Regions from separate parts of the Homo sapiens genome. Here regions 1, 2, 4 and 5 are each linked to region 3. Evidence: chromatin loops called from intact Hi-C (ENCODE). Cell type or tissue: IMR-90. All regions are shown on one strand. Links, peaks and the distances in the headings refer to the core of each region. The heading gives the core; the rest is flanking DNA.

Region 1 (6,415 bases), core at 748-5,747, 120 kb after region 3:
CTTGGCTCACTGCAACTTCTGCCTCCCAGGCTGAAGTGATTCTTGTGCCTCAGCCACCCAAATTATTGGTATTACAGGCACGCACCACCACATCTGGCTAATTTTTGTATTTTTAGTAGAAACAGGCTTTGGCCACATTGGCCAGGCTGGTCTCAAATTCCTGGGCTCAAGTGATCCACCTGTCTTGGCCTCCCAAAGTGCTGGGATTACAGCCATGAGCCACTGTGTCTCGCTGGATTTCAATTTTTTTTCACCAACATAAACTTATATTAACTTGTTATAATGTATCTGAACAGGATACAGTTTGCAGCACTAAGAAGGATAAGACGTCAGTTTGAAAAGAGCCCGTATCAGAACAACATGAATTCTGTTAAAATTGAGGCAAGAACAAACCTCAAGTTTATGGTGAAGCTTGGGTGGAAGAATGGTGAAATCATTGATGCTTTATGAATAGTTTATGGGGACAATGCCCCCTGCCCCCCAAAATAAGCAGTTTACAAATGGATAACTCATTTGAAGAAGGGACAAGACGATGTCAAACATAAAGCCCACAGTGGCAGACCATCCACATCAATTTGTGAGGAAAATATCTTGTTTGTATCCTAATTGAAGAAGACTGACGATTAACCGCACAAACAAGAGCCAACACCACAGACATCTCAATTGGTTAAGCTTACATAATTCTGACTGAAAAATTAAAGTTGAGCAAACTTTCAACTCAATGGGTGCCCAAACCATTGGGCCCAGATCAGTTTCAGGCAAGAGAAAGGCTGTCAATAGAAATTTTAAACAAGTAGGGTCAAGACCCTAAAACACTCGTACACTTCTTCAAAGAATTCTAACAGATGAAACATGGCCTTACTATTATGATCCTGAAGACAAAGCACAATCAAAGCAATGGCTACCAACAGGTGGAAGGGTCCAGCCAAAGCAAAAGCAAATCAGTCAAGAACAAAGGTCTTGGCAACAGTCTTTTGGGATGTTCAAGAGATTTTGCTTGACTTTCTGGAGGGACAATGAATGATAACATCTGCTTATTATGAAAGTATTTTTGAGAAAGTTAGTAAAAGCTTTAGCAGGAAAATGTTCAATAAAGCTTCACTAGAGAGTCCTTCTCCAACATAATGCTCCTGCTCATTCCTCTCATCAAACAAAGGCAATTTTGTTAGGATTTTGATGGAAACCCGTTAGGCATCCACCTCATACTCCTAATTTGGCTCCTTCTGACTTATTTTTGTTTCCTAATCTTAACAATTCTTTAAAAGGCATGCATTTTTCTTCTGTTATTAACATTACATTATTACTGTAAAAAAGACTGCATTGACATGAATTCCCAGGACCCTCGGTTCTTTAAGGATGAACTAAATGGCTGGTATCATTGCTTATCATCTTGAACTTGACAAATCGTATGTTGAGAAATAAAGTTTATATTTCAATTTTAACCTTTAATTCTATTTCCCACAAACATTTGAAGTACCCTGTAATTGCTGTCATAATAATAATATAGTGTAATGGTCCTTCAGAGTTTTCCACAGCCTTTCATATCACTATCTTATCTGATGGTGTGAGATGAGTAGGCCAGGAAATGTTAAGCTTAGTTTTTTTATGAATGTTGAAACTGAGACACAGAGAAGTTAAATGGTGCTCATGGTGCAGAAGGGTGAGAACCCAGCTAGGTGTGAAGCATCATCTATAAGGAGAGCTCCATGCCTACTATAATGCAGATGGTACATCATAAAACATTTTCATTAATTACTGTTAATTAGAAAATTTCAAAAGAGTCCTGGAAAGTTTCATTAGCTTCAATCACAAAATCTATTAAAATGCATATTTAGTCCATAAATTCATACTCTCAAACACACTTACATTCTCCCAAAAAATCATCTTTGCCATGTTCCTAATCAGGTTCTCATTGTGTTTTTAAATTCTAGAAATTTAACCTAGAGGAGAGATTATTTGGTGGGAAGAGGAGGGCTATATTAATTCCTGGCTCAACATCCATAGTGCTTAACAGGCTTACTTATAAATGAGGGTAAATCCTAACACTCCTAGGCCAAGATAGAACACGACTGGATATGGCACATTGGTAATTATTTACAAAGCTAACTTGTAATCACAAAGTACTGTAGTAATATTATCACAACATCTTTGTTTTGGAGAACTCAAGTGCTTTCACGACATTAACTCATTCACCCTCACTGAACTGATAAGGAGGGGTTGGGTGACAAATAGTATCTCTATTTTATCTGCTGGAGTTGAAATAAAGGGTAAAGGAGCTACTGAAGAGAATGCAAAGCAAGAGCAGTTTGATTTCCTTTTTAGCCTCATTATGACGGTTAGATCACAGTTATGAGAATTCCTCCATTTTAAGTAGAAAATATCATGACGAGGGACATAATTTTAGGTAAGAAATTGTTTCAATGGAACCATAGCATGGATATCTCAAAGAATATTGGAAGGGTCGTACTATCAGTTAATCAGGTGTGTTTTTTTATCTTGCACTCTATTTTCTTTTTTTTTTTTTTTTTTGCGTGGCTAAATCTAAGTTTTTTGTTATAAGTGCAGCATTACAATAATCTGATAGTCCTGACGAAGATCTCCATTTCTCTAGACTGCCATTAGGCTCGAATCGATTCTCTAAAGTCCATCCCAAGAGACACAACTGATGTAGTGGGTAGAAGAGACTTTTAAAAACCGACCCTGACGTCACACGTTTGTGTTTTAACCATCTGCACCTTTTATAAACCAGAGGCTGGAGCCGCCCGGGCGGACAGACCCAGGCGCACAACAATCTTCTCCCACACGAGCCTGGAATGGCAACAGCGTGCGGCTGGCTAAGAAAGAAAAGCCGTTTCAGAGCTGCGGGGTGGCGTGGGGGTGTGTGTGGCAGGATGAGGGAGTCATTCCTCTTCTCCTCCATCCAAGGATGCTATTTATTAGAAATCCTGCACATCTTTTTTTTTGTTTGTTTAAGAAAATTGATTTCTCTCGAGTGGGAGGCAAAATGCTTCAGATGCGAAAGGGGTGGAGGCAGCAAGCCTGGCTGGGGAGCTTTCAAGGGAAAACCACACAGCTTAGCTTCGGATTGGGACTACGGGCAGAAAAACGATTGGGCGTCCACAACCTGTTCGGCTGCGAAGACGACGCCCTTCCGTCCAGAGTGCCAGCATCACCCCCGCCCCTCACCCGGTCTCGGCCTGCAGCCCCCGGGGAGGACAGCAGCGCCCCCCATTCCGTGACCACCTCTCATCCCACTCCTTGGCTCCCCACCCTCCCCAAACCCAGGGGCACATTCTCACGCTTTCTCCACGTGCAAGTCCGGCTCGCCCATCGCCACTCGCCGCAGCCCCCAGGTGCCCACCCCTTCCAGCCCTTCCGGTCCCTCACCCAGCTCCTTAGTCTTGCCCTGGCTGAGGGAGGCGTCCGCGCTCCACCTCCACGTGCGAGTCCCGGGCCGTTCCCCACCTCCCCACGCCACCTCCGCCCCGGACTCCGCCTACCACGCCTGAGGCGGCAGCGCCTGGGAGCCGGGACACCTGGCCGCCCTCCCCCGGCCCGCACCCCTGCCGACTCCCCCGCCCCGCCCGAGCCGCGGCCCCGCGCCCACCCTTGCGGCTTCCTCCGCATGCCCCTCCCGTCGCGGTAGGCGGGGGGGTCACCAGCGAGCGCGGCGGCGTGGCCAATGGGCGCTCGGCTTACTCTGGCCTCTCCCCCGCGCGGCCGCCAATCGCGGCGGGCGGTGGTGGTAATATTGTGGAGTTTGGATGCCGCCGCTGCCGCGGGCTGGAACGGCGCGGCCGCGGGGGCTGCCAGGGTATTTCGGGAAGGGGGCGTGAGGAGGCGGCGGCGGCAGCGGCGGGTAGGGCAGGCAGCAGAGGGAAGGAGAAAGAAAGGAAGGAAGAGGGCGGGGAGTCCTCAGAGGAGGAGGCGGGACCGGCCGGGCACCTCACCTCTCGGCGGCGGCGGCGGCGGCGGCGGCGGCGGGCGGCCGGGGAGGCGGCGCCGCCCCCTGCCCGCAGGTCTTCTCAGCGCAGTCGGCCGCGGACCCGCTGGTCCCGGGCAGCGGCCAAGGCTACTGGGGCGGGAGCAGTGGGCCGGTCGGCGGCGGCAGCGGCAGCGGCGGAGGAGGAGGAGGCTGGAGTGGGCGCGGAGGCGACCGCCATGGCGTTCCTCAAACTCCGTGACCAGGTAGGTGAGGGGCTGCAGGGCGGGATCGCGCCGTCCGGGAAGGAAGGGAAGCAGGGCGGACCGGCGGTGTGGGCCGCTGGGACGCCCGCTCGGCGGGGTGGTTGCGAGGGAAACGGGGGTCCTGCCCCGGGGACCTGCGCGAGACGGCGGGCCGGGGTCCGCGGGCGACCCGCCTGTCAGAGCTGCCGGGGCCTGGGTGAAGCCCACGTGCCGACGGGGGTCTAGCCGCTGCAGCAAGAGGGGCGGGTTCCACGCTCACCGCCCTCGCGTCGGGCGAGCTGCCGGGCAATCGCTTCCTCTTTCCTGCCAGGTGAGGCTCGGGCCTAACAGGTGGCTTCCCCGCTGCCGGGCGGGAGCGGTACTGGCGGCCGTGACCCAGGGTCACGACCTTGTTCTGTTTGCTTGGCTGGGTAGTGCGAGGGACTCTCTCTCCGGGTTAAAGGCAATTGATTCCTCTTAGCGACTAGTTACTCAATGCAAGTTTCCAGACTTGTTTTCTTTTGACATTTTGTGCACCATCTTGTTACTTTTCTTGACTTATGAAGAGCTGGTCAAAGAATACAAGTCAAAATGACTTGTAATTCTCTGGAACTGAAAAACTACTTTGTATCTAGGAACGAAATCGCAACTGTATCTGAATGTTTTGTACACCTAAACATTTGGAAAGATGGGTAATAAGGCTTTTGAAGGATCCGGACGCTGCCAAACATTTTCCCCCTCTTTTAAGGAAAAGGAAAATTAATGTGTGACATTTACACATTAATTTGTCGCAGGACACTTACTAGTGTTGACAACTTATTTTTGCCATTGTTTTCCTGAACAGAAGATGTTGAACAGATTTGAAGGGAAAATAACTTGGATGTTTTGGAAAACTATTTTGAAAGTGAGCACCCCGTTTGCGAAAACAATGGGGAAGAACCTGAGACTATTTTTTATATTACTTAATAAAGATTGCACCTTAAATTCTGAATCTAATATCAAGAATTCTCATTTCATAAGTGAATTTTATGTTTAGGCTGATCGCAGACCTTGTGTATCATTAGGTATCAGAATGGTCTTGCCTGGTGTTAACATCAGGTCATGATACTTTGAAAAACTACGGTTTAGTCAATACAGTTTATACCTTGTATTTCAAATTATACAACTGTTCTGTCCTATAAGAGAGCCACTAGCCACATGTAGCAATTTAATTGAAATTAAACCAAGTTCCATAGTTTTGCTAGCCACATTTTAAGTGCTCAGTAGACATATGTAGCTATTGGCTATTGTATTGGATAGGACAGACATAGAACATTTATCTCATTTCAGATAGTTCTACTGGACAGCAGTGTTAGAGAATAGCAGGTAAAGCACAGTTATAGCAGGAACCATTTCTGCTAATTCCAGTACAGTCCGTGCATCTTATACTCTTAACAGTGTGAAACTCGAGATCTGGGTTTTCCAGTAACCTTTACCAGTCAAATGGCACTTTGTGCTTCCATTGTTAATGGTTGAAGTAATGACTGATCGATGTTTTCCTTTGTTTCTAGTCCTGCATTTTTGACAAAGTTGTTTTTGTGATTTAGATTACTATGTGCATTAGAAATTTGGTGAACTTTTAGGAGAGACTCATATTTGATTCACCATTAGGTTTTAACAGAAACAGGATTGTGTTTTTCAGGATTGTGTTAAGCAAAAGTGCAACTGGATTTTATTTTGGAATTGCAGTTGTGAGAAAATTGTGATGCCACTCCAGTCTTATGTATATCCATTAATCTTCAGTGGTAATATTGAACTTTAAAATGCCACTTGCGGCCAGGCGCGGTGGCTCACGCCTGTAATCCCAACACTTTGAGAGGCCGAGGCAGGCGGATCACTTGAGGTTAGGAGTTCAAGACCAGCCTGGCCAACATGGTGAAACCCCGTTTCTCTTAAAAATACAAAAATTAGTCTGGTGTGGTGGCACGCACCTGTAATCCCAGCTACTCTGGAGGCTGCGACAGGAGAATCGATTGAACCCGGGAGACAGAGGTTGCAGTGAGCGGAGGTTGCACCACTGCACTCCAGCCTGGGCGACAGAGCGAGACTCCATCCCAAAAATAAATAAATAAATGTCACTTGTAAACCTAATGGCTCAGGGAGAACGAACATTGAGGTTTTCCTCTAAACTACTGAGTAATTGGCTCATCTGGTCTCTCTTGGAAGACTTTGAGAAATAAGTTTGGTTTTGCCTAGTTTAAAGGGAATA
Region 2 (6,415 bases), core at 886-5,885, 49 kb after region 3:
TTAAGCGATTCTCCTGCCTCAGCCTCCCGAGTAGCTTGGATTACATGCACCGCCACCACGCCTGGCTAATTTTTGTATTTTTTTTAGTAGAGATGGGGTTTCACCATATTGGCCAGGCTGGTCTTGAACTCCTGACCTCAAGTGATCCACCCACCTCGGCCTCCCAAAGTGCTGGGATTATAGGCATGAGCCACTGCGCACAGCCTCTTTTTTTTTTCTAAATAGAGATGGAGTCTCACATGTTGCCCAGGCTGATTTTGAACTCCTGGCCTCAAGCAATCCTCCTGTCTCTGTTTAAATTTCCTGACAAAATTGGATTCGTTATCAAGTTATTGTCCATGTCAAATTTTACCAATTATAATATCTGTCTTCATGGATTTTACTTTGTGCCCGTTATTTCTACCGAATCCAATTTTTCTTGATCATATTTGGATGTCTACATTTTGTCAAGAAGATTTGATTCTTCAGGCAATTTTCCATCAATAACCATTTTTTTCTATGTGTAGTTTTAGCTGTTAATTTGTGTTGGTCATTTCCACCAGTAATATTCATTATTAGTTTGATAAATGGCTGAGAGCTTGGATTTATTTCTTTATGTATTCATGAAAAAATGTTATCTATCTAAGAGATAGCAAGGGAGATAAAGCGTGGGAGTTAGAAAGTGACAAAAAGACACGCGCGAGGGAGATGGAGACGCATTGAGAAAGAAGCTGCAGCTGTCTTAGGATAATGTTTGCTAAGCTCCCTGAGGGGCCCCCAAAGTATCTTGGAGGTCAAATGACAAGATTAAAACAATATGGTGGCTCCAATATGGTTGGTGAGAATGGACTGGACATATAGTTCAGGACTTTAAGTCCTGGGAAGTTAAACACGCAACTGTCATCCTGCCACTCCTAACCCTTTTCCCTTTTATGGATTTTTATTTCCTTCCTATTCCTACTCCCCTCTCTTCCTGTCTCCTTTCATTGCCCACAAAATACGTTTAGCAGAGGTGACCTTCCATCTGGGTTTTATCAGTGCCTAGCACAGTGCCCTGCATGCAATGAATGTTCAATAATTATTTGTTGACTAGTTTATCTTCAAGCGTCACACTTATGAGTTAAACTCCCATAAGCTAGGCCACTGTTAACAAATCAAAACACGTCGAACTCGACCTACCGCTTCCTGGGGGGGTAAGTGGGTGGAAGGAGCCAGATTCAGCAATTCTGCACTGTTGGGAGGCCTCTCAATCTGTCTGCAGAATTGAAGCTTCAAAAGTTTTATTTTTTGCCGACATTCCCTAGCAGATGCCTGCTGCACACCCACACACTTAGCCAGCAAGAAAAAAAAGAAGAGCTGCTGGAAGAATTATTCCTCTGGGACCAATAATCATAGGAACAGCATCCCCAAAGCTTTCCATCCAGCCTGAGCTCCCAGTTCCTCTAGTCCAGCCTCATACTAATCTGGGGATGAAGCCAAGGAGGAGGGAGGCTTTGAGAGAAGGGCTACAAATGGTAGCCCCTCCTGGGAGAGTAAGGCCTGGGTAGGGGCTGAGGGGAGGCAGTGGTAAAGGAAGCAAAGACCCAGCCAAGCTGAGAGAGAGAGGAGTAGATGAGAAGGGGACCACAAAGCTAAGTTTTTGGCTAATGTCTTAAATGGCTTGGAATGGCAGCAGCCTGAACTTAACCATGTGATTGCAATGCTAAAACCTGAGGATTAGGCCGGGCGCGGTGGCTCATGCCTGTAATCCCAGCACTTTGGGAGGCCAAGGCGGGTGGATCATGAGGTCAGGAGTTCGAGACCAGCCTGACAAATATGGTGAAACCCCGTGTCTACTAAAAATACAACAATTAGCTGGGCGTGGTGGCATGCACCTGTAGTCCCAGCTACTCAGGAGGCTGAGACAGAAGAATCACTTGAACCTGGGAGACGGAGGTTGCGGTGAGCTGAGATCACACCATTGCACTTCGGCCTGGGCAACAAGAGTGAAACTCCCTCTACAAAACAAAACAAAACAAAAACAACCCAAGGATTAGCAAAAAGGAAACAGAGGGAGCAAGGGAAGGATGCTGGCCTTTAAGAGAATAGGAGAAACGAGAGGGACAGGCTAGACCCAATGTTTCTCAAATTTAGCTGCAGATTGGAACCACCTAGGGGGCTTTAAAACACTGAAGCCTGGGTCCCACCACCAGATGGATTTAATTGACCTAGGGTGGGTTTTGAGCATCAGAATCTTTAAAAAGCTCCCCGGGGGTCTCATATGCAGCCAGAGCAGAAAGCAACTGGGCTTGATCACTGAAGATGGAAAAGGAAAGGAAATGTGATCTCCCTGTGTCTTCTGTGACCCAGAAGTGCAGGAGAGAGGGACCTTGGGCCTGCCTACCCTCTGGTGTCCCTGTGACAAATTGTGGTGGCTCCATGGAAAGAACTAGGTGTGTGAATCTCAAGGCCTGAGTTCTAGTTTCAGATTGGCCACTAGCCGCTGTGTGACCTTGAGGGCACGGGACACAGAAGACCCGAGCTCACTAATTCACTGAGTTGTGGGCTGGTCATTTCCTCTCCCTGCCTTCAGTTCTCTCATGAAAACTGAGGGTGTTGATCTGCAGCTCTAAAACATTCCAAATCTCTACTTTCATTAAAATAGCCCAGTCACTTCTAGTTCAACAGATTTTTTTTCATGAATTATTCAAACTTAGGAGTTGAATGTTGAAAATAACATGTTCGCAGTGTCCTCATTAGGAAGCTCTTAGCTGTGACTCTCCTTTCTTCCACTATATTTACAAAGCCTGACTTCTGCCAAGTTTTAGGGGTGAACACAGTCAGTCACTTACAAAGTCTCTAGAGAATGACACGTGGAAATCAAGTAAGTAATAAACACCCGATAAACAGAGATGGTGTAATAAAGTGAGCAGGAGGGAGTAGCTGTGGATGCTTGGAAGAGCTCCCCAGCCTTCCACCAGCTGCTCAGCCTTGCTGGCTTCGGTGTCGTCCTGTCCGTGAACATCTACTGCATGCCTATTTTGTAGAAGGGGAATGAGACAGATGACTCTTGCCCCTGATGAGCCCCAATCTGGGAGATTGAGGCAGACACATAAACAACCAATGATGATACAGAATATGAATCAGAGGCAGAATGTGGTACAAGCTTTTAACTTCTGGTCTTCTCCTTGACTTTTAACCATCAAACAGGAAATTCAAAATAAGCAGAAGTTGGGCCTGAGTGATGACATCCTTTGGAGGGGCCCAGAGTGTCTGTCTTCACACCTCCAGACAACACAGGGCTTTGGTGTAACTGCTTCTAGAGACAGGACTGTGAAGGTGTAGAAATAAAAACATAGTGATTTGTATACAATTTGTTATAAGGTTATAAATGTATTGTAACTCTAGAGGAAAGGTAATTTTGGGGTTTTTTGTTAGAGATGGGGTCTCACTATGTTGCCCAGGCTGGTCTCAAACTTTTGGTCTCAAGTTATCCTCTTGCCTCAGCCTCCTAAAGTGCTAGGATTACAGGCATGAGCCACTGCATCCAAACTAGGAAAGGTATTTCTAAAGAACAGAAGTGACAGCAGATTCATTTGCTTAATTTTCAGAATCCTTCTATTACTGCTTCATAATTAAACAACAGCCACCCAAGGCAACTGAGGAAGTTCTACCTAGTGACTGTGCTCATGCATATCTCTGCAAGAATCAGAAGACAATAATATCTGGGAATTTTCACAGTATATGTAAAGGAGGTAAGGAATCTAAAATGCTAAGACATTTATGATTCCACTTTGCTTTGCATTGGAAAAGATGGTTGTAAGCTGTTAAAATGTAAACCAGTAATTCCCAAACTCTAGCGTTCATCTGAATCACATGCAAAGCTTGCTTAAAACACTGATTGCTGGCCTCACTCCCAGGGTTTCTGATTCAGCAGATCTGGGGCGAGGCCAGATAATTTGCATTTCTAACAAGTTCCCAGGTGATGCTGATGCTGCTGATCAGGGACCACATTTTGTGAACCACTGATATTAACGCATAATTTTGCTATTCAAAGTGCTGCTCAAAGCAGCAAATAAAGTGCATTCAAGGACTCTCAGTATTGTGCTCCTTCTGCTCTACATATTATCTCTGTCTATTCATGTTCTGCCTTCCTAGTTCTATAACCCATAGCACTGATCTGTGGCTAATCAGCTGTAGAGAAATGGGTCCCTTCCTGGACACCATCATCTTAAATTATCATTAGTGCACAGGCACTATTGTAAAATCTGAAACTTGGCTCAGCAGTGTAGGTTCATTTTTTTCCCTCTAGTTTCTTCCACAGCAAATGTCATGATTTTAAAGAATATTCCCCAGCCCAAGAGCCTATGATTTTATGAAGCATTGATTTTAAGAAGCACTGTCCGTTTGTTTGAAAGGAGGAGGAAAATCACTTTTTTAGAGCATCCACTTATCTACACATATGCTTAGTCTCATTTAATTTTCCCATAGCCATTTGAGTTGATGGTCATTTTAGAGATAGAGACACAGAAGTCCAGGGAGCTTAGGTAAAACCAGGCAGGATTTGAACACTGAGCATCCTTGTTCTTCCCAGGATACTGCAGGATTTCCTGTTGGGGGTGCAAAGTGAGAATAATGTCGGGGAATGCTTCCTCCCACGGACTGCTCCTCTGCTTCCAAACACCACTGACACTTGGGTGTTTGCACCCAAGAGGGAGGCTTTGGCACCGGGCCCCCTTGTTTACAGATCTGGAATCCCACATATACAAAAAGTCAATGCAGAGCCAAGAGGGAGGGCCGAGGGCTAGGTCAAGCCTGGATGGCACAACTGTCAACACAGCAAAAATACAGGGAAAGGCAAAGACATTTCAAAAAATACAATCAGCCATTTTCTTCTTGCTAGAACCAGCAGCTTCTGATGCTCTGTTTGAATAGGCTTTTATTTTCCTTAAAAAAAATTATTCTATTTATAGCTCTCCTAATGACAAGGTCACAATGTTCACTGGGATGATAGGAGGAAACCTCTCCATGACACACACAGGTCTTGCCAATCTTAACATCCAGTAATTCAAAATCACAGGCTCGAGTGACACTCAAGGAGGAAAAAGGATCTCTTACTCAAATCTGACCATTAGTGAGAGGAAAATGATAACTATCAGCTACCACTTACTGAGGGTTCCTTAGGGACCACGATAAACAGTGTTTAAATTATTTGCAGAGTCAGAAAGCCCAGCCCAGTAGGCCTCACAGACTGCTGGAAACTAAACCAAGTGACTTCTTGGAGAACCAAAGCCAAAATTATGAGCAGAGGCTGCTCAAGAGGTATGTAAATGACTCCTACACTGGGAAGGAAACTGCATAACAGCCAATGTGTGCACTACAAGGTTTTGAGGGGAAGGAAGTGGCAGCAATCTGGACTTTAATGTGCTAGTGAATCGCCCTGGGATTTTGCAGATTCAGCTTTAGGAGGTCTAGGCTGGGGCTGAGATTCTGCATTTCTAACAGCTCCCAGGTATGCCAATGTTGCTGGCCCACAGACCACGCTAAAAGTAGCAACAATCTGGAAAACTTTACATGTGGAATCTTGAGTTGTTTTAAGGAAATCAATTTCCAGATCCTCAAAGCCTATTTGTACTCTTTCCTAAAATCTAAGAGACAGTGAGGTCAAGCTGTAAGTTGCCCTTTTACAATGGATTTCTTCCCACTTTACAAAAGAAAGGCTCTTCTCTCTTCCATCCCACATCTTACAGTGGTGCGTTGTTACCTCAGGGTGAAAACACCTCCAGGTTCCCAAGCAAAGGAACAATTTGAAATATTCATATGAGAAAAAAAAGCTTTTTATCTGAGGCATGTGGGCCCCTTTAAATTATCAGGCCCAGAGAGGCATTGAAGACGTAACAGTAGTCATGTCTCACTCCTCCTTGAGCTAGATAATTACCTTTTGAAGCCATTTGCTATGCAGGCTCTAGAATAATGCCAAGTAGCCATAAAGCGCCATACATCCTACAGTTCAACAAGGTATAGCCAATCACTAACAAATGTTATTTCTGTAAACCAATGAGAATTCCTGAAGAATTACCCACTCTCTTGATTTGTTCCTTTTATCTTTAAAAACTTGAGCCTCTCCTATGTTCCCCAGAGCACTCTCCAAGGCAACCTGGAAGTATGTCCTGGGGTGCAGTCTTCAAACTTGGCCCAAATAAACTCTCTATAGTAATTTTGCCTTAGCTTCTTCCTTTTAGGTCTACTGGTATTATTGTTGAGGAAGTTACTAACTCTCATAACTGGTTACAAATACTTTTCACAAGTCAATTGGTATTGAGTCATTGCTGTCAACAAAGTTACAAGAGATATGAATTATATAATAACAGCTGTTTAAAAAATAATTTTAAGAGAAAAATCAGTAAATAATTTTTGCTTTTTAACTCAAAAATAATTCAATAATTAAATGACATTT
Region 3 (6,415 bases), core at 698-5,697:
CTCACTGCGGCCTCCACCTAGTAGGTTCAGGTGATTTTCCACCTCAGCCTCCCGAGTAGCTGGGATTACAGGCACCCACCACCATGCCCAGCTAATTTTTATAGTTTTAGTAGAGATTTAGTGATCCAGCTAGATTAACAAAGAAAAAAGAGAGAAGATCCAATAAACACAATCAGAAATAATAAAGATGACATCACAACCAATCCCACAGAAATACAAAAGATCTTCAGAGACTATTATGAACATCTCTATATGCACAGATAATCCACAGGAAATGGATAAATTCCTGGAAACACAACCTCCAAAGATCAAACCAGGAAGAAACAGAAATTCTAAATAGACTAATGAAGAGTAACAAAATTGAATCCGTTATAAAAATGCCTACCAACCAAAAAAGCCCTGGAGCAGATGGACTAATAGCCAAATTTTACCAGACATACAATGAAGACCTGGTACCAGTCCTACTGAATCTATTCTCAAAAAATTGAGGAGGGACTCCTCCCTAACTCATTCTATGAAACCAGTATCATCCTGATACCAAAATCTGACAAAGACACAACAACAACAAAAAAGAAAACTACAGTCCAATATTCCTGATGAACAAAGACACAAAAATCCTTAACAAAATACTAGCAAACTAAATACAGCAGCACATCAAAAAGTTAACTTACCATGATCAAGTGGGCTTTATTCCTGGGATGCCAGGTTGGTTCAACATATGCAAATCAATGTGATTAACCACATAAACAGATTTAAAAACACAAAACATACTATTGTATTAATAGATTCTGAAAAAGCATTTGATAAAATCCAATATCCCTTCATGTTAAAAAACCCTCAACAACCTAGACATCAAAGGAACATACCTCAAAATAATAAGAACTATCTATGACAACCTCACAGCCAACATTATACTGAATGGGCAAAAGCTGGAAGCATTCCCTTTAAGAACTGGAACAAGACAAGAATGCCCACTCTCACAACTTCTATTAAACATATTATAGTACTAGAAGTCCTAGCCAGAGCAATCAGGCAAGAGAAAGAAATAAAAGGCATCCAAATAGAAAAATAGAAAGTCATTTCTCTTCACTGACAGTATGATTTGATACCTAGAAAACCCCATAGTCTGCCAAAAAGCTCCTAGACCTGATAAATGACTTCAGCAAAGTCTCAGGATACAAAATCAATGTGCAAAAATCAGTAGCATTTCTATACATTAATAACACTCAAGCTGAGAACCAAAGCAAGAATGCAATTCCATTTACAATAGCCACACACAAAAATAAAATAAAATAAAATATCTAGGAATACATCTAACTAAGGAGGTGAAAGATCTCTATGAGGAGGACTACAAAACACTGCTAAAAGAAATTATAGATTACACAAATGGAAACAAATGGAAAAGCATCCTATGGTCATGGGTTGGAAGAATCAGTATTATTAAAATGCCAATATTGCCCAAAGCAATCTGCAAGATTTAATGCTGTTCCTGTCAAACTACCAATGTCATTTTTCACAGAATTAGAAAAAAACTATTCTAAAATTCATATAGAGTCCAAAGCAATCCTAAGCAAAAAAAAAAAAAAAAAAAAACCAAAGCCAGAAGCACCACATTACCCAACTTCAAATGATATACAAGGCCACAGTAAGCAAAACAGCATGGTACTGCTACAAAAATAGACACATAGACCAATGGAAGAGAATAGAGACCCCTGAAATAAAGCTGCACACTTACAACAAACTCGTATTCAACAAAGTCAACAAAACTAAGCAATGAGGAAGGACACCCTATTCAATAAATGGTGCTGGGAAAACCGGCTAACCATACGCAGAAGAATGAAACTGGACCATTTACCATATACAAAAATTAATTCAAAATAGATTAAAGACTTAAATGTAAAACCTCAAACTACAAAAATTCTAGGAGAAAATCTAGGAAATATTCTTCCAGACATTGGCTTAGGCAAAAAAAATTATGATGACCTTAAAAGCAAATGAAACAAAAACAAAAATTGACAAGTGAGACCTGATTAAACTAAAGAGCTTCCACACAGCAAAAGAAACTATCAGCAGAGTAAACAGACACCAACAGAATGGGAGAAAATATTTGTAAACTATGCATCTAACGAAGGACTAATACCCAGAATATATAAGGAATTTAAACAAACCAACAAGAAAAAAAAACATCAAAAAGTAGGCAAAAGACATGAACCAACACTTCTCAAAAGAGGACATACAAGTGGCCAACAAATGTTAAAAAATGCTCAACATAAGTCATCATCAGAGAGACTGCAAATCAAAATGACAATGAGATACCATCTCACACCAGTCAGAATGGCTAGTATTAAAAAGGAAAAAAACAACAGATAATGGCAAACAATTTTTCACCACTTTTTAAAAGTAATAGTTTGTTTTCTCCTCCCTTCCCCCACCACCCTCACCTCAACCCTTGACCCTTACTTCCAGTTTTCTGGGGGTATTGGGTTGTCCTGTTCTCTTCTCAGAGGCTGGTGGGAGGACCTGTAGTTGAACATTCAGAACTCATTAGGGCCTGGACCAAGCAGAGCCCCAAGGAAAGGGGAAGCAGGGAAACTCATTCTCATCTGAATCCTCATCTCACATCAAATTACTCCTCAAGCCTGAACTGTGTGGACACTTTTCCAGATGACCTGAGGGCACCAAAGCAGCCTTTCAGTTTCAACTTCATTCTTCCCTCCCTCCCAGCAAGTCCAGGGTTTTCCGCCTGACCAGACGTGTTTTGCAATGAGGTGCATGAGTGTTGCTTTCCTCTCTGGCAAACACAGCTTCTCCTTACACAGTTCAAGATGTTAGTAAGTGCTATTAATTGGGAGCTAATTTGCATACTTTATGGATTATTTGTGGTTTGTAGCTAAGGGGATCAGAGCTTGCACACACAACCCCACCCTACCCACTCCTGTAGGGGCCTGAATTACCCCAGTCTGCTCTTCCATGCTGAGGGAGGGCAAGGGAATAACAGATTTATCATGCTAGGGCCCAGGGCACCCTGGAAATGGAGCTGACACACTCCCCTGAAATCCTGCATGACACAAAGGAAGCCCTTCTGTAGCACATGACTGGGAGGCTGGCTGCATGACATAGGCGCTGTGTGATTTAGTCCGGAGATTTTTGCCAGCACCCCTGCCCTGAGTCACGCAACCACAACCATGCTGGCATTAGAATTCTGAAGAGGTTTTTCAGCTTTTTGTTTCGGCTTTTTTTTTTTTTCATTATTAATCTCGGCCCTTAAGTGCTTTGTGTTTATAATTAGTCATAAGCCTTGGGATGGCACCATTCGCATCATCGTGCAGGCGTCCGCCCCCTTGCTTGCCCAAGTGCTGTTAATTAGCCCTGCAAAGATAGGCAAGCCTGATTGGCAGCAGCTTTTGCAAAAGACTCCCAGCGCTCTAGGCAACAAAGAAAACCATCTTAGCATCTCAGCATTATGGCTGTCATCTGGATTCTTTGCTTTCTCAGTCTGCCGCTGGTGAGGATTTCATGGATGCATTTATTTATTTTGAAATGTGAGCACCAATGTTTTGGCAGAAATTCATAAACCTATGTGAAAGTAATGTCCTGTTTGAGATTTGTCACAACTCTTAGGAAGGGATAGAACAGGGGCAGGAGCATTCACTTTTACATTAAGAATGGGGCTTACAGTTTGGAAAACTGCTTGACAGTATCACTAAAGCTAAACATAGACACACGCTATGACCCAGCAATCTCACTCCTAATTCCCACAGAAATGTGGCATGTGTTTCCCTGACAAAAGTATTAAGATGTACCTAGCTGCACTATTTGTAATAGCCCCAAACTGGAAATTGCCCTAATACCCATCAATAATATAATGAATTTAAATTGTAGTAAATTCATGCAATGGAACACTATACAACAATAAGAATACAAACTACAATTACAACAATATGGATGAGCCTCATAAATGTAAAGTCGAACAAAAGAAGTTAGACACAAAAGAGGATATATTATGGCATTGTGTTTATATAAAGAAAAAAACTGGTTAAAAGTAATCTATGCTATTAGTTCAAATAGTGGTTAATTTGCAGGAGATGGGGTAGTAGTGACACAGAGGGTTTCCTGGGTACTGTTAATATTCTATTCCTTGATTTGAAGGTTGGTTATAACAGAGTGCTAATGTATTAAAATGTATTGGTTGTAAGCTTATTTTTGCACTTTTCTGCATGTATATTATGCTTCAGTAAATAGTTAAAGAAAAAAATGAACTAGGAAGTTTTCTTCAGTAGGAAGCTTTACGGTTGATTTTAATAATTTAGTAATTGCAGCAATAAGGTTATATGGGCCTGGGATGTGGTATCCTAGAGAGAAACCTGGGTCTGCATTGAGGGTGGGGCTCCCTTTTCCATGGGCTGTGGTTCTGAAAGCCTAGAGAGCCATCTTAGCAGCATCTCAGAGAAGAACTCATGTAAAAACCAGATAGATGATCTGAAGAACTGTAACTATGGAAGAGAAAGTCAGAAATCAGAGACAAAAGGGATGTGACTATGTGTAAAATTTACCAGATTCATCTCCAGGGCATTCTAGACATGGGGTCTAGGGCCTGAGAGCGTCTCAAAATCCTATACAATTTTCTGAGGCCTTGAAAAATGTATGATGACTCCAAAATGCAAAACAGAAAATTACATAATTAAAATCAATAAATGTTTACAAAACAAGGATTATATCAAGTAATTCAGCATTTCTTAAACATTAATAAGCATACGAAACACCTGGGGATCTTGTCCGACTACAGATTATGATTTAGTAGATCTGGGGTGAGGCCTGAGAGTCTACATTTCTAACAAGCTCCCAGGTAATGCCAATGCTTCTAGTCCCTTGACTTTGAATAGCAAAGAAATAGTTAATTGCAGCTCAACTGAACTCTTCCATAGTTATAAATATAATTTTTAAAAAAACAACAAGAAAATAAAATGAATGGCCAGGCTCAGTGGCTCACGCCTGTAATCCCAGCACTTTGGGAGGCCGAGACGGGTGGATCATTTGAAGTCAGGAGTTCGAGACTAGCCTGGCCAATGTGGCAAAACCCTGTCTCTACTAAAAATACAAAAATTAGCCGGGCATGGTGGCAGGCATCTGTAGTCCCAGCTACTCAGGAGGCTGAGACAGGAGAATGGCATGAACCCAGGAGGCAGAGGTTGCAGTGAGCCAAGATTGCACCACTGCACTCCAGCCTGGGTGACAGAGAGAGACTCCATCTCAAAATAAATAAAATAAAATGAACATTTTATTTTTATAAAATTCAAAATAAAAATTTTATGGTGATAAAAATATGCATAAAATTTACCATTTTACCCAATTTTGAGCATATAGTTCAGTGGCATTAAACACATTCACACTGTTGTGCAACCATCATCACTATTCATCTCCAGAACTTTTCCATCTCTTCAAAATGAAACTCTGTGCCCATTAAACAATAATTCCCTATTTCCTTCTCTCCCCAGCCCCTAGCAACAACCACTATTCCACTCTCTGTCTCTATGAATTTGACTCCTCTAGGTGCCTCATATAAGTAGAATCATGCAATATTTGTCCTTTTGTGCCTGGCTTATTTTACTTAACATAATATCTTCAAGGGTCACTCATGTTGTAGCATGTGTCCAAACTGGATTCCTTTTAAAGGCTGACCAATATTCCATTGTATGTATGTGCCTGCTATGGTCTGAATGCTTGCCTCCCTCACAAATCCCTAAATCCCTATGTTGAAATCCTCACCCCTAAGGTGATGGTATTAGAAGGTGGGGCCTTTGGGCAGTTATTGGATCGTAAGGGCCATGAATGGGATTAGGACCCTCATATTAATATAAGAGACACCAGAGAGATTGCTTACCCCTTCGACCATGTGAGGACACTGAGAAAAGATGGCTCTCTATAAAGAGGGATCTCACCAGTCACTGAATCTGCTGGTGCCTTGATATTGGACTTCCCAGCCTCTAGACTGTGGGAAACAAATGTCTGTTGTTTATAAACCACCCAGTCTATGGTATTCTGTTACAGCAGCCTGAATGGGCTAAGACAATACCACATTTTCTTTATCCATTCATCCGGCAATGGACATTTGGGTTGTTTCCACCTTTTGGCTATTGTGAAAATGCTGCTATGAACATGGGTATACAAATATCTGTTCACGTCCCTGCTTTCAGTTTTTTTGGGTATGCACCCAGAAGTGGAACTGCTGGGGCATATGGTAATTCTGGGGGTTTTTTTAAGTACCAAAATAATAAAAACTTGCCATAGACTGTTATTTTGATGATCCAGATGAACACGTTCCCCAGTATTCATGTCCTTGTATAGTTCCCTCCCACATTGACTGTGGGCTGGGCTTGCCACTCCCTTGACTAATATAGAGGAAGTGGTACTATGC
Region 4 (6,415 bases), core at 418-5,417, 200 kb before region 3:
TCTCAGGAAGTGTGTAAGTTGGTTGTCAAGATTAACAGGGGAGTAATCCCACAGAGCCAAGTTCCTCCATTGCAAGAAAATCCTAGCTTGCCTGTAATTGGTGGCACTTATCTTGGGAACACCATACCAACTTCTAGGCCAGGCCTGAGGCTGCTAGGGCTGGGACACAGCCTGGAGCTGAGGCCTTAGAAGAATGGATGAAGAAGCTTGCAGACAAGAGAGATGGGAGGAAAGGGCTGGAGTCTGCAGTGGAGGCTGATTCTGCCAGCCTGTCATTCTCCATCAGTGGACAGACGTCACAAGGTACATGCCATCCCCTTCTCTTTGTGCAGGTTCTCCAAACTCTCACAGCTCACTTCTGGAGGGGTTCAGGGGATCCTTGGCTTGCTCTGATCCTGGCATCTACCTCTGAACCAGAGACAGGCACACACTGGGAGTCACTGGTCTGAACACTGACCGGAGGCCTATGAAGCATCTTGGAGCCATAGTTCCACCTAACAGGGACAGCCTCCCCAGGCTAGCGGCCAGAGAAACCTGCCAGATCCTCCATCTCAAGAAGTGTGAGCTTTAGACATGCAAAAAGTGAGCAGTTGATAGCAGGTCATAGAGCAGACAGTAACCCAAAGACGGGGTGGTAGAAGCCAAGACGTAGCTCAGTGCCTCTCCGGTGTCCATATGCCCTTGAACCATCCGGGACCTCATTAAATGTAGACTTAGGTCAAGTAGGTCTGGGGTGGGGCCTGAGATTCTGCATTTCTGGTGAGCTCCCAGGTAATGCTGATGCTGTTGGTTCCTGGACCACAGTTAGAGTAGAGGGCAGTGGTTGTTAGTGACAAGACAATAGGAGGTGAGCTGACAGATGTACAGAATACTTGGCCAGGTTCTAGGGCCCCTACTGCTGCAGGATGTCAGGAAGGCCAAGTCCCCAAAGGAACTGTGGATCGTGGGTCTCCCTCCTGTCCACCTCCTTCAACCTTGTCTGGACAGTTCCCTGTTCCTTACTTACTTCCTGTGTAAACTTGCAGTAACTCCATCACCTTAAGTGACTTGAGCATCTCTGTTCTTAGTCACCTAAAGTGGCCTAAGCAGTGGTCCTCAGCCTGGTTACACATTAGAATCACTTAGAGAGTGAGTTCCTGTGAATCACATTTACTTGGTCTGCTTTGGAGCCTTGACATGACGACTCATTGGTTCTAATGTGAGTGGGGGCTGTGAACCACTGGCCTCATAATGGCTCTCAAACTTTAACATGAATGGAAATCACCTAGGGATCCTGTTAAAGTAGAGATTTCATCTAGTAGGTTTAAGTGGGGTCTGAAGGGTCTGCATTTCTGAGGCTGCAGGTCTGAGGACCACACTGTGAGTGGCACTGGAGTAAATAACATCAATTCCTCCCACCCCAGGACAAGGTGCAGATTAACCACATCTAATCTAACCCCCAAGGCCAGCTGGGTTTGTCCTGAAGTGCAGGGTAAGACCCTACCACACTTGTTACCATGAATGCATTTGACCCAAAAAAGGGCGCTATATAGTCAGCTCTGTCTACGCTGCAACCCCACTGCGGGGTGATGGATCCAGAGTGGAGGTCCAGAGGAGGTACTGCCTCTGCTGCGGCCACTGTGGACTCGAGGGCTGGAAGGTTGGTGTTTGTGGCATCCCTTCACGACTTGGACAGCCAGGCCCCATAAGCACCACTCACACTGCCCATACTGGGTTGTCTTCCCTCTCTTGTGGGGGGAATTGAGCTAAGTTCCAGCCCCAGGTCTCAAGCCCAGCTTGTTCCTGTTCTTGTCCCTCATCCCGAAGGGCATGTCTGCTCTCTTGGATTTACTGATGCCCTGTCAGCTGCCTCCTTCCTCTTTTGCAGGCCAGGCTATCACAGCCAACAAGGGGTGTGGGGAGTCATCTTGGGGTGAATCACGGCCTGGCAGGACAGAGTCTTCACAGGGAACTGAGTGGACCCCGCGTGGATTGCAACACCATCTTCTACTTGACAACAAAGCTGCAGCCAAGGCGACTCTCCCGCCCCTGCCCTTCCCTCTGACCCCTTGCCCATTATGGCCTCTGGGGCAGGAAGTGGGGAACAAAGCAGAAGATATCCCTCCCAGCTCTCCCCACCAGCTGTGAAGAGCCATTGACCACCTGGGGCCTTGCAGCCTGGCTTCACGATAGAACCACCTGGGGAGTTTTAAGCTCTTGGTGCCCAGGCCTCACCCCAGACCAACTAAATAGAAATCCTTGGAAGTGGAGCATGAGTATGAATAGTTTTTAAGACTTTCCAGATAATTCCAATGTACCTGCACATTTATGATGATTTAGCAGCCTCCAGGGCCAGAAAATAACTTTTCAGTCAGAAAAAGGACAGCAATATGATATCCACAGCTCCATTTTTCTCCATCACTCCAACTTACTCCTAGGCCATTTACTCAAGAATATGATAAGGGCAACTTCTGTTTGGACTTAATACACAAGGAAAATCATCACACGTTGTGTCTCATTTTCTCTACAACCTTATGCAAGGGTGTTATTATTATCCCATTTTACAGTTGAGGAACTGAGGCTCAGAGAGGTTGAGTGACTTGTACAAGGTCACACAGTAACAGGTGGTACCAGGATTCAACCACAGGTCCACAACTGTTTAATCACAGCTATGGGTACATAAACCAGGGAAACACAGGCTGAACCATAAAGGCAAGTTAAAAGCAGGTAGCACACAGCCAGCTACCGCTGAGTTGACATTTATGTTTAGGGACAAACTGCCGGGGCCATGAGGGAGCCTGTTCCTCTCTGCTCTCTTTTCTATTTTCTGACTCTAGTATTGCTTCCTACGTGGAAACTTCCCAAACTCTACCAGCTCTCCACTCGCTTTCTCTACCAGTAGTTCCCCAGACTATCTAGCATCAGCTTAAAAAAATTCTGATTACTGGGCTCCAACTCAGAACTCTGGAGCATTGCCAGTGAGGGGGTCTGAACATCTACGTCTTTTTAACAAGCAATATAGGGGGGTTGGGTGTGCACATACTTTTGGGAAGTCGTGGTGTAACTCCTCACTGTTGAAAAATGTGCTCTGTGGGCCAACAGTGCTGGTGCCACCTTGGAGTGCCTTTGATAGAAATGGAGCATCTGAGGCTGCCCTCCTGACCTGCTGAATTTGACTGCATTTTAACAGGATGCCTAGAAGATTCGCATGCACCTTAAAGTTTGAGGAGCACTGCTCTGGCCAGTCTGTTCGGCATAAAGAGTGTGCCTTAGAGCAGAGGTTCTCAAAGTGTCTCTGGATTGGGAGCAGCAGCAGCAGCAGTACCAGGAGTTTGCAGAAATGCAAATGTTGAGCCCCACTTCACACCCACTGAATCAGAAACTGGAGGAATGGAGGCCAGGAATCTGTATTTTTAACAAGCCATCTAGTTGTTCGGATGCACGCTCAAGTTCAGCCGTAGATGTAGATTACAAAGCACTGGCTCACACAGCAGCCTCTTTGATCCTAGGAACCCATTGCCCCTGCACTGGATACCAGGATGATCAAAGGAGAGCTGGGGCCTGGAAGAACTTTGAAAACCATCCGTGCTACAGGAGGCTAAATGGGCCGGGCTTGTTCCTCCCGCCCCTTCTTTGACAGCAGCTTTGAAGGGCTGAGTTAATCCCGTTCCTGTTTGCGGTTCCATCATGGGCTCTTCTCTATTTTGCCTCAGTATTCATTCAGTTTTATCCCCACCTCTGCCCCGAGGACCCTCCCTTTCCCACAGCACAACCATTTCATTGAGTTTGTTCTGTTCCTGTAAAGAATGGATTGGTTAGTTTGCATGGATTTACATTTCCCCTAATGATACAGTGCTGTAGGCCGCTTTCTGTGCCTTACTTTTTCACTCAGCAGGGGATTTTTAGGGTCTCCCTTCATTGTTGAATGTACCCAGAGTCTGTTGCTTCTAACTCAGGCTGAGTATCTCATAGGGTGCACCCAGCTCCTCCTGCCCTGTGACAAGACATCCTGGTGGCTTCCAGCTCCTCAGCACCATCAAGGATGCTGTGATAAGCATTTCCGCAACTGTCTCCCCATGGACCCGTGTGAGTTCTCCCCATTTTAAGATGAAAACACTTCCAGCCCATGTGACTTGCCCAATCTCTGGTCTGGAGAGTGGCAGACTGGCAAAGTGTAGTGTGGTGGTTAAGAGTATGACTTTGGTGTCAGACTCACCTGGTCAGATAACCTGGCACCAGTCCCTCCATCTTTCTGTGCCTCAGTTTCCTCATCCATGAAATGAAACCTACCTTAGAGGTTTTCTATGAAGAGTTGAAAACAAAAACCACTTAGCAGAGCCTCTAGCACATAGTAAGTGCTCAATAAATGTTCACTGTAATTTTGCCTCTCTTTTCAGAGACTGTCTTTTGACCTCTTTTCCACTGATATTTTTCTTTTTTGCTCTTGCATCATTGGTAATTTTCCTCAAATGCCACCTATTCAAACTGACCTCCAGAAATGACTCTAAAGGTACTCAGAAAAAGGCCTGTGGCCTGGGCAGGGGGGAAAGGACAACAGGCAGAGCTAGTTTGGGCATTTGGGTGTAGGAACTGGGCCAGAGGGGCTTGTCTGGCTTAGGAGTCAAGGATGGAATTGCAAGGGGATGTGTGGCTGGCGATAGCACGGGGTGCGCTACAGCCCGAGGCACAGGCTCCTGATGTCCTAGCGCTCTGCTGGTCCTGGTGGGAAAGCAGCGGTGCAGGGCCCGCATACTGCAGGCACTTAATATATGCCTGTTTCTCTTCTGTGTTGTATTGTGGCCCAGATTTAAAGGGGTAGGAGCCGAAGAGTCCTGTCACCCTGGGGGGAGGGTGGAGATCGTTTGCCTTGCTTTGCAGGGACTCTCTTGTGCATGCAGGCGAGGAATCCAGTTAAGGGAAGGCGCCAGAGCTTGAACCGCAGACTGGAGAGGGGAGTCTGCAGCCAAGGCCTGGGCTGCGCAGGCCGCACGCACCAGCCGGGGCCAGCAGAGGGCGCTGAGCACCTCCGCACAAAGCTGGCGGCCGTTCCGTGAGAACCCTGGCAAGCTGGGGATTGGAGAATCCAATCGTCTCCCTTCGCAGGGGTTGAGGAGTTTCCTCCCGACTGCCTGGGACCTTCAGTGCTAAAATCTGGGAAGTCTCAGGCAAGTCAAGACGAGTTGGTTACTCTGGCTGGAAGAAGCAACCACTGAAGTGTTGCACACACACATAAACGCACACGTGCACATCAAACACACACAGCACAAAATGTACCCACACTTGCACCACGCAACTCACAGTGCACATCACACACTCATGAACATCACACTACATGCATAACATACACAACATGCCTGCACATATACACATGTATCACTCACACCTCACATGTATAACATACATGCAACACACAAAGAATACATACGCACACATGTACCACAAAACATGTAAAACAAACACTACAGCACACACAGGCACAGTACATGCACAGTACATGTGCACATCACACCACATGCACAAGATACGCAATACACACGTATTACACCCATGCACACTACACACACAGCACACACAAATACGTGCACAGCACACACACCACAAAATTTACCTGCACTTGTGCCACATACAACATATCCATGCACTTTATACCACATGCATAATAAACACAACACACTTGTACATATATGCATATCCCATTCACACAATGCATTTATAGCACAATGCACCACAGAAGCACATCATACACAAGAAACACAGTTACAACACAATACCTGTGCACACATGCACCACGTGAACATATGCAAAACAAATAGCAAACTGCAACACACACCCAGATGAACAATGCATGTGGCATCACCCCAATACACAATACATATATGAACCATGCACATAATACATGCACATTAACACACATGCACACAAGATGACACATTGCACAATGCATAGCTGTGCATATCATATCACATACACAAAGTAACATGCACCAAGCATATAGGCACCACATAACGCAGTACCTGCATGTACTACACATACATGCACGACATCCATTTAATACACATAATGCAATGCACACACAACACAGAGAATATATACAACACACATGCACGAACATACATATACCATGACCCACAAATATGCATATTCACCACACATTTGCACTATGCAAACACACAGTCACACACACAGACCACTTTGGTAGCCACAGACCCTCTCGTTTCAGGCAATATTATTTCTTATCGGCAAAAAGAGGATGCTCACTCTTGCTCCAGGCCAGTGAAAAATAGTGTCAAAAAATTTGAAAACTATGTTTGTTCATTCAGCAATCACTTCTTTACTGCATGTTGGGCTTTGGGATGTACAATACAAACTCAGTCCTGACCTTCTAAGGGGCTCACAGCATAGCAGGGAAAGCAGGCATTCGACTGATAAATACATC
Region 5 (6,415 bases), core at 680-5,679, 170 kb after region 3:
ATGTGTTTGTGATTTTGGAATATTTGCATAAATGTAATGAGAGATCTTGGAGATGGGACCCAAGTCTAAACACGAAATTCATTTGTTTCATATACATCTTATACGTGTAACCCAAAGGTAATTTTGTAAACTATTTTAAATTTGTGCATGAAACAAAGTTTCTGTTAAGTACTTATTTGTGGAATTTTCCACTTGTGGCGTCATATGAGCACTCAAAAAGTTTCAGAGTTTACAGCATTTCAGATTTTGAATTGCCAGATTAAGAATGTTCAACCTGTGTCGGACAAAACATAGTATATATAGGGTTCAGCACTACCTGAGATGTTTGGGCTTCCGTGGAGTGAGGGAGGGGTGGCATATATCCTCTGTGGATAACGGGGGAGCTCCTGTATCTGTTTTCTTTACGTTGTCTCTGATGTCTTTCATCAGTATTTTGTGATTTTCAGCATACATAATCTGTACATATTTTGTTGAATTTATACCTTAGTATTTTTGAGTTTTGGGGTATTATTATAAATGGTACTGCTTTTTGTTTTGATTTCCAGTTGTTCATTGGTAGTATGTAGAAACAGCAATGGTAATCTATGACTTTGCTAAACTTATTAATTCTAGGCATTTTTTAATAGATTCCATGGAATCTTCTATAAAGACAATCATGTTGTCTGTGAATGCAAGCACTTTTATTTCTTCCCTTCCAAACTATATATCCCTTATTCCTTCTACCCTTATGGCAGTGCTCTTTCTTTCAATATGATATTAAGTAAGAGTGATTAAGAGCAGGCATTCTTGCTTGTATCTCATCTTAGGAAGAAATTAGTGGTTTCCTGGTAATTTTATATTTATTTAAATATATAAATCTCAGTATAGCGATCACTTAGCAAAGGAATCTTAGTTAATTTTATTTACTAGGTTGCCCTCCAGTTTTCCTCATAGGATTCATCAACTGGTATATCTTGTGATTCCTAAGGAACTGTATGTCTGTCTGTCTCCCTCTGTCACAGATACACACAACAAACTTTTAGGAGAGCACTTATTGCACTGCTTTGTAGTTTACTTTTTATTTCTCTTTTCCCTTATTAGAAGGTGAGTACTTAGAGCAATAAGAAATGGTGCCTACCGGTAGCTCTAGGAACTTAATGTTGTGAGCAATTGATATTAGGTTGGACCATATGAAATTGCCGATGTTAGTTTATAACCTATAAAATTTTCTATCTAGTTGGGACAAAAACAAAATAACAAGGAAAAAAAAACCATGGTACTTCTACTGACAAGATAAAATCATCAGTATGTGAAATGTTTGTGCGTGAGAAATTGTTCATCACTGTTACATGTTAAGGAAAATCGTAGAGTGGACATACTGATGAAATGAGTGAGACACAGCCCCTACCTTAAACGATGCTCACTCTGTGGAAGACTGGGCCTTTACAGTATTCAGATGTGTGCTTTTGTTTGGGTTTCTTTTGGTTTTGGTTTTGTTTTCTTACAGAGACAGGGTTTTGCTGTGTTGTCCAGGCTGGTCTCCAACTCCTGAGCTGAAGTGATCCTCTCACTTTGGCCTCCCAAAGTGCTGGGATTACAGGCATGAGCCACTGTGGCTACCTCCCTCCTCTTTTTTAATAGAGATGGGTTTTCAGATGTGTTTTAACTCTATGATTAATCTATGCACAACCTATGCACATATTTACTCTCAGTTTGGATTTACTCATTATCCTAGCTTCCTATCTCTCAGTGTCTTGGATTATAAGACACTTTGGCAATAACTTCTATATATAAATTGAGACGATTGACATACTTTGATAATTTTATATGAAAAGATGCTCTTATACATTTTTCAGTTTCATGTAACTTAAATGTTTGTTAGTTAGCATCTAGTGGGTTAAATAGTGTAGTAAAATAAAGGGCACCAAACACTTTTCCTTTTGAAGCAACTTTATAGAACAGAAAGACTTTAAAGCAGTCATAGTCATAGCAGGAAAAATAAAACTTTCTTACTTGAATATTTCTGTGTAGTGTTTTTTAAATTGTAAATTATAGGTGAAGAGACACTGTAGTATTTTTTATCCTTAGGCTGTTAACTTAAGCTGGTCTTAATAACCCCATATTACAAATCAGGGAAAAGGAAATACATGAGAGATTTTGTGTAAGTTTCATGAAACCTGAAACTATTCTTGTGTTTACTGCTATATTCCGTGCATTTAGCATATAAATAGTTATTAACAAACAATTATTGAGTAAATATTTGTGGAGGTAGGAGGCTAGGCTAGGTGGATTTGGTTAAAGTAAGAAAATTTAATTTTTCTATAAGATATGTAAATTTTAGTTAATACAATGAAAATCATTGCAATTACATGTTGCCTGATAAGCATCAAGAGCCACATAGTTTTTGAGGCAGTTTGATTTGGTAAATGCCATAGTAACAGAAGGCGGTTTTCAATCAGTCAGAAATACGCTCGTGATATTGTTTTGAGCTTGACTATTAATATAACAAGATTAAAACATAATTATGAAAACCTGTAAAGCCTCTTCTATTTGAAACCTTTGTTTAAAATACATGACTCAGGGAAGACATTAACTTTTTAAATGGACGTACTCAAGAAATTAATTTTCTTTGGTATTTGCTGCCACCATATGGCAGACTAATTCTATTACCATATCTGTTACATGCTGTAGAACCTAAAATAATGTACCTTTAATATTTTCTGATGAGGTTGATTTGTTCATAAATAATTTTGACAAGGGAAGAAATAACAGATTTTTATGTTTAGAACTATAGCTGACCTTCCTCCAACTATCCAAGGATAGTTTATGTCTTCTAACATTTTAGAAGGCATTAATTACTACAATAGTAATTACTATAACAAAGATGATTCTTTGTCATAGCATTGATGACGATTCTTTCAGAACAATAAGAAGTGTGTGGGTGGTGCAGTGGCTCACTCATGTAACCCCAGCACTTTGGGAGGCCAAGGCAGGAGGATCGCTTGAGCCCAGGAGTTTGAGACCAGCCTAGGCAACATAATGAGACCCCATCTCTACAAACAAATTAAAAAATTAACTGGGTGAGGTTATGCATGCCTGTGGTCGCAGCTACTGAGGAGGCTGAGGTGGGAGGATCATTTGAACCCAGGAGGTTGAAACTACATTTGGGCCACTGTACTCCAACCTGGGTGACAGGGCAAAATTTTGTCATAAAAGAAAAACAAAAGAAATGTGGTTGGCCCCACACTTTTATGTAGGGAATGTAATTCTGACATTTGTTCTTTCTAGGTCATTGCACTTGAGAATTATGGCTCCATAATTTTTTAGGCCTAATTTTATTTATGTGAAGACAAGCCATTTCACTAAAATTAACTTGTGGGAATTTTATTTTTTATCTTGGGAAAAGTATTATACAAGAATATATAATATTCTTAGAAAAATTATTATATATGAATTTTAAAATAGAAGCAACCCAAATATTTACTCTTAGGAAATTAAATACAGTATTTTTGAATGGAATGTCATATTCAGGGTGTTGCGGAATATTTAAGGTCCACATTGTTAAATGAGGAGTGATGGAGACAAGCAAGTTACTAAATAATATGTATGTATTATCCTAACCTTTAAAAAAGTATATATATATACTTTTTATATATAATATATGTATAAAATTACCAGAGTTTTCTTTGAGAGATATTGCAGTGATTTCTTAAATTTATGTATTACTGAAATGAGTATGTTCTACATATTCAAAAAGCGTATAGATTGAATATTTTAAACTTTTCATAGGCAGTTTCTTAAATCAACACGTCCCCATGGGTAAATAATTGCTGATTAGTAAGTAACTGAATATATTATTAGTGAATGCATTTGAAAAGTTTGTGTGTGTATATGTGTGTGTGTGTGTTTGTGTTTAAGATTTATGAGAATGACTTGTTGCTAGGAATTCTAAGAAACAAACACCACTTTTTAAGTCTCTTCTGGGAAGCCAATTCTGTTTAATATATAAAGAAAGCCTTTAAAAAATGTTTTGTTGCCCAGATTAGTATTTTTTTTCTTGATAGAAGGATAAAAGTAAATTCTGAATTAATAAAATCCAAAGTAAGTTTTTGAATATTATCCAATAATTCAATGTTTTGTTAAGGTACTAGTTATTTATAAATAACATAGCCCTTAATTTCTAGGATCAGCGTATTCTTTCTTTTGATATCTGTTTTCTGCTACAGGCCTGTGATTGGAATTGAAACAGTACAACTGCCTCCACCAGAGGAAAATAGTATGGGAATTCCTATTATGGTAGGTTATTTTCTAGTAGTCTCTTGCAGTAATATAGGCAGCTCTTGTAATTTGTTAGTTTGTTGCTGTTTAAGCCTCCTTGTAACTTAGCTTTCATACATAACTGTATGTGAGTAAATAGTTAGTGTCAGCCAAAAAGTCCTTTATTGTAGAAACATTTATAGTAGTGGACCCTGTGTTAGTGGAAGACTTAGTATAGCCGTTTTATAATTCAAGTAAATTTTCAGTGGAGGGGGCTTATAAATCTAAGATCTCTGTCTTGGAGAAGAAAATGTTAAACAGCTGAAAATAATGGTATCGCAACTAGTTTTATTTATTTTGTTCTGAAATACTAAATTACTAAAGGTTTTCAAACTTTGGTTTAGATGTATGCATCCTTTTGCTCATAGCTCATTCTCTTACATGTTAAATGATTGTGCTGCACACTTTAAACATTAACAGTCATTCAGTAATCACTGGGGAACCTCAATTATTTGAGTGACTCCTATGTTTTCATGAAAGTAGTTTTTAAAAAATCTCACAACCTCCAGGTGTGTTGGACTGCAGGCACTAGTGAAGATAGGATAAGCTTGTTTGATATCATTGGTAGTATTTGTTAGGCTTCTTATGTCAGATTCAAACATATTGAAATATTTTTTAGAGTATAAAAGGAGAAAATTATGGCCCAGTAATTGATTTTTTTGTCATTACCAAGGTGCAGTATGCTGTACTTTTTGTTAAATATCTTATGATCCCAAACAGTAATACCATTTGATATCAAGTAGACTTGATGTAAAGTTGTTTCAGAACAAAGAATCATCCTTACTGGGTTTCTGTAATAATTTGTTTTTGGTTTCATTAAAGTTTTGGGGTTTTGGTTTTTGTTTTTTCCTTTGCAACAAGGTCTCACTGTTGCCCAGACTGGAGTGCAGCGGCATGTGATCAGGGCTGACTGCAGCCTCAACCTGCCGGGCTCAAGCGATCATCCCACCTCAGCCTCCCGAGTAGCTGGGACTACAGGTGCATGCCACCATGCCCGGTTAATTTTTGTATTTTTAGTAGAGATGGGGTTGTACCATGTTGCCCAGACTGGTCTTGAACACCTGGGCTCAAAAGTGAACTGCTCACCTCAGCCTCCCAAAGTGCTAGGATTACAGGCCTGAGCCATTGTATTAAACTTTTTAATTTTTTCTCTAAAAAAAAAAAAAAAAAAGGAGGTGATTAAAAAGCTGTTATGTTGGAAACTGCAGATTTTATTCATCTGTTTTCTGATAGGATAGGGGTAGATTATTGGGAACACACCGTTTACCTGATTGTTTTCTTCAAATTGGAGTGAATCGGGTCACATTCAGGATTCATGTTCCTTTTAGAAATTCTGAATTCTTTATGAAATCTCTGATTGTGAATCTTTACCTGGCCTTTTCAGGAGGGTCTAGATTACCTACCCATGATCACCTTTTAAAAAAGTACATAGAATGACTTATTTGTTGTTCTGTGGGATGGCTGTTGGTAACTAGAGTTCCATTGGAAATTCACCCCCTCACACACTTTTTAAACCATTTTCTAGCCTGTGGCTTAATAAAGGCTTTAGATGAATTTTAACAATGCCCCTATCCTAATTCTGTTCCCAAACGAGCATTTGGATAATTGGTAAGCAAGACAGAAAAACAACAACGAAATGCCAACTTAATATAGTAAAATTTGATTAAGAAAATGGTAACAAATAGCAGATACCCTCAGTATTATATAGCCAGTTTACCTTTTCTTTCCTGGAATGTGTGTTGGAGAAAAGGCAGAGTCACAAATCATTTAGCTAATTTTGCTTTTAATAACTGTATAAATTGTAATTATCATCTTTTACCACTGGATGGTGCTTTTCCATTGGTTACTGCAAACCCTTTCTAAATTTACCTAAGGGCACCATTTGAAAATTCATTTAAAAAACAAATGAAATTAAGATAATGGTATAGTTTCCCATCTCAGCCTCCCAAGTAGCTGGGACTACAGGTGTACACCGCTGTGCCCAGCTCTATGATGCCATCTTTGATTATCATCTTAGAAACATTTTATTGTTGTTTTGGGTTTCGTTTTGTTTTGTTTTGTTTTGTTTGCCAGAGTCTCACTCTGTTGCCCAGGCTGGAGTGCAGTGCCTCAATCTCAG

Evidence for each region. Peaks named below come from ENCODE experiments on the same cell type or tissue, not always from the same donor. Only the 100,000 strongest peaks of a DNase experiment are listed, where the experiment ranks them.
Region 1: a loop joins it to region 3, with 2.3 times the contacts of the local background. A loop is called at or near these places in 11 of 110 quality-filtered maps.
Region 2: a loop joins it to region 3, with 2.5 times the contacts of the local background. A loop is called at or near these places in 3 of 110 quality-filtered maps.
Region 4: it touches region 3 in a loop (7-fold over the local background); 3 of 110 quality-filtered maps call a loop at or near these places.
Region 5: it touches region 3 in a loop (5-fold over the local background); 2 of 110 quality-filtered maps call a loop at or near these places.

What each region holds. Positions count from the first base shown.
Region 1 is chr3:15,857,150-15,863,564 of GRCh38, reverse strand. It overlaps LOC107986064 (a long non-coding RNA gene), which reads right to left and starts at 3,451. Exons shown (of 10, transcript XR_007095831.1): 1 at 3,300-3,451. It also overlaps a transcript of ANKRD28 not described here. RefSeq lists silencers at 3,434-3,753, 3,834-4,113, 4,174-4,423. In IMR-90, for the core only: no CTCF peak of the experiment used is centred there; a DNase peak (open chromatin) is centred at 3,734; H3K4me3 peaks cover 2,419 bases; H3K27ac peaks cover 1,342 bases.
Region 2 is chr3:15,931,399-15,937,813 of GRCh38, reverse strand. All of the region lies in intron 2 of LOC107986064 (a long non-coding RNA gene), which reads right to left. Among named protein-coding and RNA genes, the nearest start is that of MIR563, 61 kb to the right of the region's middle. In IMR-90, for the core only: no CTCF peak of the experiment used is centred there; a DNase peak (open chromatin) is centred at 3,863; H3K27ac peaks cover 202 bases.
Region 3 is chr3:15,979,741-15,986,155 of GRCh38, reverse strand. No RefSeq gene overlaps it. Among named protein-coding and RNA genes, the nearest start is that of MIR563, 110 kb to the right of the region's middle. In IMR-90, for the core only: no CTCF peak of the experiment used is centred there; DNase peaks (open chromatin) are centred at 2,745 and 3,115; H3K4me3 peaks cover 1,021 bases; H3K27ac peaks cover 1,881 bases.
Region 4 is chr3:16,177,091-16,183,505 of GRCh38, reverse strand. The region is part of intron 1 of GALNT15 (polypeptide N-acetylgalactosaminyltransferase 15); the gene reads right to left. Among named protein-coding and RNA genes, the nearest start is that of GALNT15, 5.6 kb to the right of the region's middle. In IMR-90, for the core only: a CTCF peak has its summit at 4,985 (motif pointing right); DNase peaks (open chromatin) are centred at 1,105, 1,945, 2,975 and 5,005; H3K4me3 peaks cover 605 bases; H3K27ac peaks cover 3,088 bases.
Region 5 is chr3:15,812,100-15,818,514 of GRCh38, reverse strand. It overlaps a transcript of ANKRD28 not described here. Among named protein-coding and RNA genes, the nearest start is that of ANKRD28, 17 kb to the right of the region's middle. In IMR-90, for the core only: a CTCF peak has its summit at 2,633; a DNase peak (open chromatin) is centred at 2,614; H3K27ac peaks cover 855 bases.